2 separate regions of the Homo sapiens genome follow, and region 2 is linked to region 1. The links are chromatin loops, found by intact Hi-C in ENCODE. Cell type or tissue: PC-9. All regions are shown on one strand.

Evidence for each region. Hi-C counts contacts between places; a loop is a spot of excess contacts. Peaks named below come from ENCODE experiments on the same cell type or tissue, not always from the same donor. Only the 100,000 strongest peaks of a DNase experiment are listed, where the experiment ranks them.
Region 2: it touches region 1 in a loop (6-fold over the local background); 17 of 110 quality-filtered maps call a loop at or near these places.

Annotation. Positions count from the first base shown.
Region 1 is chr1:94,726,573-94,729,072 of GRCh38, forward strand. The region is part of intron 2 of SLC44A3-AS1 (SLC44A3 antisense RNA 1); the gene reads right to left. Among named protein-coding and RNA genes, the nearest start is that of MIR378G, 18 kb to the right of the region's middle. RefSeq lists an enhancer at 1,869-2,369. In PC-9, no CTCF peak of the experiment used is centred here; DNase peaks (open chromatin) are centred at 1,449 and 2,029; H3K4me3 peaks cover 638 bases; H3K27ac peaks cover 2,500 bases.
Region 2 is chr1:94,782,016-94,784,515 of GRCh38, forward strand. The region is part of intron 1 of SLC44A3-AS1 (SLC44A3 antisense RNA 1); the gene reads right to left. Among named protein-coding and RNA genes, the nearest start is that of SLC44A3-AS1, 37 kb to the right of the region's middle. RefSeq lists an enhancer at 1,147-1,909. In PC-9, no CTCF peak of the experiment used is centred here; DNase peaks (open chromatin) are centred at 1,466, 1,956 and 2,276; H3K4me3 peaks cover 419 bases; H3K27ac peaks cover 2,262 bases.

The DNA.
Region 1 (2,500 bases):
AATTGTCAAAAGACAAAATAACAACAAATTTAGTTTAATGATCTTAGTTGGATTTTATTTGTGATTCTAGAATGAGGCAACATCTTATTTTATAAAACAGAATAAGTGTTCCAATGGGCTGAGCAGATTTTATAGACAGAAAAGGGCTGAAGAAAGCAGAAACAGAATGAAAAATCAGAGTGGTTGTTTCAAAGCTGCTTTCCTTGTAAAGGTAAAAGCAGAGGGCACTTTCCTCATCATGCTGGCTAAAACTGACTCTTTTGGGGATTAGGCTATTATCTGTCTCTCTCTTGATTTCTCAGAAGGTCAGATAAACAATTTACTTTTGGCTTGATAGGGTGGAACTTCAGCACGCATAACTCCACTTTGGTTTGGTCTGCTGGGCCTAGTGCTCCTGCTCAGTCCAAACCAATGACATCTATAAATTTTATTAACATAAGGAATATTAAAAAGCATTAATGATATAGTTTGCATTCCTTTTTTCATAGTAAGTCTTCAATCTCTGGTGTCTACTTTACCCTCACAGCACATTGCACTTTGGACCAGTCACATTTCAGTCACTGAGGAGCAATGTGTGGCTACACACGGGACAGTGCAGCTCCAGCCAATCAACCACAGCCTTGCCCTTGGTATTCTCTAGCTCCTCTCCAGCCTCATCCCCACCCCCGCCCATGGTCCCTCACCTGCTTGTTTCCTGGGCTGCAGCAGATCTTATCCACACACCAGGTTGTTCATGATTCTCCGCCCTTGCACATCAATTTAGAGGTGTGCTGGAGCACAATCAAGTAAATCTCTTCCCAGCTCCCCATTCAGTGATGCCATATAGCCTGAAGTCAGCCAAGCTGGAAGCATCTATACTACAGAAACTGCAAGCACTCTAACACAGGGTGGAACGGGTGGGCCCATTGTGAAACATTTGCCAGCATATCACTGCATGTAATGACCACCACCCTGCCCTGCCACCACCATGCTCTTCTGCCACCCCTCGTTCACTGGATAAACTTGGCCATCAGTGATCTGTGTATGTTTGCCGCCCTACTAGACTTTAACTTCAGAAAGCAGAGCCTAGATTTTTTTTATCCAGTGCTTGGCATGTAGTAGAGTTCTTTCCTCCTCCTATTTTTCATTATTTTTCTGAACACTCTATTATAATTACCATTGTATATAAAAGACCATCAAGAAAATATGTTTAAAATATAATATGAATCCTGTTTCCTCTACTTACTGGTGTCATGGCCTCAGGCAAGGTACTTAACTGTAATGAATATTTGTTTCCGTATAGGAAAAGAGGTTTAAAAACATATTCACTGCAAAGCTGCTGCAATGATTAAACCATCTAAATTGTTTAGTCCAGTAATGATTACATATCACAATCACTCAAAAATGTTTAGGTGTTATTACTAAGTGTTTAAGTATCTATTGCTTGTATAAAGTAGTTTCTCAAAGCCTTTTTGTTAAAATAAATGTTGAATGAAATTTTAGAAATTCCTCGAGTCCGATTCGGAGAGTATGAGTCAGAATTCCAGCTGCAGACAGATGGCACGTACACTCAAAGGGGTGACTAAGGGTAGTTTATTAAAAGAGTATTTACAAAAGTCTAGGCAAGTTTAAGGGAACCCCAGGGTTGGCAACAGTCCATGACCACCAATCAGCCTGAATGTGCAAGGGAAAGGAACATTTACCTGAATGCAGTAAGAACTGCAGCTACAGGAAAGGTCTATCAACAGGAGCTGCAGCCCTCCTTAAATGAACCCAGCAAGCCATCAGTGGAGGAGGTGGATAGATATCCTGCCTCACTTTCCTCCAGCTCTCCAGAGGATCGCCTGCCAGTGCTTCCCAGTGGCACAACCCAGGGAGCCCATGGCAGACCCTGCAGGCCAGCCACTTGGACAGTGAGCCCGATGGAGAGGGCAGCAGATGGACTGGAGGCCCAAGCAGGGAATCACATACACAGAGAGTCTTCAAGTGGGACAAAACCTCCATCAGCCTACAGGTGTCCAGTTTTGCTTACATATCAAAGACAATAATCATTGATACTGGGCAGTGTTTCTTTGGTTTTAGCCTTGAAGGAAAGAATCAGATAACAAGCATTTATGTGGCTATCTGGTTACTTCTTCTTCTTGTTTTTTTTTTTTTTTGAGACGGAGTTTCACTCTTGTCACCCAGGCTAGAGTGCAATGGCGTGATCTTGGCTCACCGCAACCTCCACCTCCCGGGTTCAAGCGATTCTCCTGCCTCAGCCTCCTGAATAGCTGGAATTACTGGTGCCCACCACCACACCTGGCTAATTTTTGTATTTTTAATAGAGATGGGGTTTCACCATGTTGGTCAGGCTGGTCTCGAACTCCTGACCTCAGGTGATCCACCTGCCTCCACCTCCCAAAGTGCTGGGATTACAGGTGTAAGCCACTGTGCCCGGCCAACTATCTAGTTATTTTATCTGCAAGTGTATTCCCTCAAATATAAGAAAGCTGATTTTACTCTATGACCTTCCACTTTG
Region 2 (2,500 bases), 55 kb after region 1:
TAAGGCATTTGTGAATGTGGTGTAATTTTTTTCAATAAATAAATATTAATTGAGCATCAATTATATGCCAGGTGCTAGGAAAAAACAGAAAAATAGCATTAGTGGCATCTACTTGCTTCCTTCCTTGCAGGCATATACTTTTGCAATTTGTTTCTGTCCTTCAGTGACATCAGTGCATAATGCCAGTTTCCCTCTCTTGTCTGTGATAGGGAAAGAGAGAAAGGAGCACACATAGCTCCCCACACATTCCCTGGCCCCAACCCTGCCAAGCCCTACACTGTAGAAACACAGAGGGAAGGCAGACAAAGGAGAGATTATGGGTATTAATGCTCTGGGGAAAATGCAAACCAGCCTGTTCATACCACCGGTCACAGAGTTTGATGATAGACCATGAGCTGTGACCATGAAAGGGATGCTGGCTTGACATTAGGATCAGTATATTTATAAGCAGATCAGGAGCTTATCCCATCATTAGAGCCTTTTGATCTTCCTTGCCCACCAAAAGGAAAAGCAAGACACCATCAAGTGAGGAGCCTGGGCCAAAGGTACCATGATACAGTCCAGTGCCTGAGGAATAAAACAGCCCCCGCCCTAGATGCTGCACTCAGATGGGAATGGAGGGAGTACTTGGGCACCTCTAGAATCATTCATTCAATCAAGCATTCAAAAAATACCTATCAAAACAGTGATAGGTATCAAAACCTATCAAAAAACCTGTCAAAACCTAACCAAAAAAGGTTAAAACACTGACTTTTTGCTGCACAAACCTGGGTTCAAAACTTAGCTCCACCCTTTAAAAGATATGGGACCCTAAGCAAGTTGCAGAACCTCCCTAAACCCACCACTTCATCCAGAAACTAGGATAACACTAATAGCTACCCTTAGAATTGTGGTGGAGATTAAATGTTACGGAGCTCTTAGCACTGTGCCTTGCAACTGCTAAGCATATAATGAATAATTGTTATTATAATCATCATTATCATTGATATGTGCCAGGCACCATCCTAGATCCTAGGGCCAAAGAGTTAGAGAAAAAAAAAAAAGTTATTGCACTCACTCAGGCAGACTACTCACTATAATACAATATGGTCAGTATTACAACAGGGCTAGGAACAAAAAGTTGTGGGAGAAAAGGGTTTGAGGGAGAGGGGTGGTGGCTTCCCAGAAGAGACAGTGTTTTCATTCAGCCTTAGAGGATAAGTAGGGATTTCACCAGGAGAAAGAGAGAGAATAAGGTAAGGCATTCCAGGCAGAGAAAATGTCCAAAGCAAAGTTATGGAGGAAGAAAGGAGCAAGGTGAGTTGAGACAGCTGCATGCAGTGCATCCTGGTCCTTCCTCTCCTCTAGTACATTGCAGAGAATCACCTTGTTCTGCTCAGAAAACACAACCTGGGGTGTGCTGGGCTGATAGAGAGATTCCAAAGAAGGAAGTGCCCAGGACTCTGGCACTCTTTCTGCTGCTTGGAATTCACCCTTCAGCCATTCCAGATGCCTGATTGCCAGGAGGAAGAGCAGAGTTGCCAAGGTCCTAGCTGAGGGAGAAAAGAGGGCAGAGCCTCCCCAGAGCTGGAAGGCCCTTTCAGCAGAGCCCTGGGGAAGCCACAGTCAGCTCCACGGCAGCAATCCCTGTAGGAGCAGCCAAGGAGCTGAAGCGCAGCCAGCCAGGCTGGCCAGCCAGCCTCCACCACAACAGTCGCTATTTACTTTGGATGCTGGCCGTCCCCACAATTCACACACAAGATTTATTACCAGAAAGTAAGTCATACAGGCTGCAGTAATAACATACTTCCTAAACGCAAGCCTTCACTCCTGTGGCTAGGGCAGGAGGATAGGACAGGAGGAATATCATCCAGTTATGGGGAACATCTATCATGCCTTATATGTTTAGAGAACATTTAAGTTCCCTAGGGAAGTCTTTCTCTGTGTCTTCAGCAACTTTGGTATCTGATCACTATAACAGGGTAATAGGCTGGAATTTTCTTTTTCTTTTTTTTTTTCTTGAGACAGAGTCTCGCTCAGTTACCCAGGCTGGAGTGCGGTGGTGTGATCTCAGCTCACTACAAGCTCCGCCTCCCGGGTTCATGCCATTGTCCTGCCTCAGCCTCTCGAGTAGCTGGGACTACAGGAGCCTGCCACCACGCCCGGCTAATTTTTTTGTACTTTTTAGTAGAGACGGGGTTTCACTGTGTTAGCCAGGATGGTCTCAATCTCCTGACCTCTTGATTCGCCCGCGTTGGCCTCCCAGAATGCTGGGATTACAGGCGTGAGCCACCGCGCCCAGCCTAGGCTGGAATTTCCAACTGTGTGTATACTCCCTGTCTTTTCCCTGACCTCTTATTTCAATCAGGAAACAAAGTTTTGTGATTTCTTGTAAGGGGATTCTGACAAAGTGGAAAGCAGACAGCAGACATCAATTCTAGAGCAACGGAAGTCAGAGGCCAAGGCAGGAAGAATGTCTTTAAGGAGCAGCAAGGTAGGAAATGGAGATTCCTAGAAACTG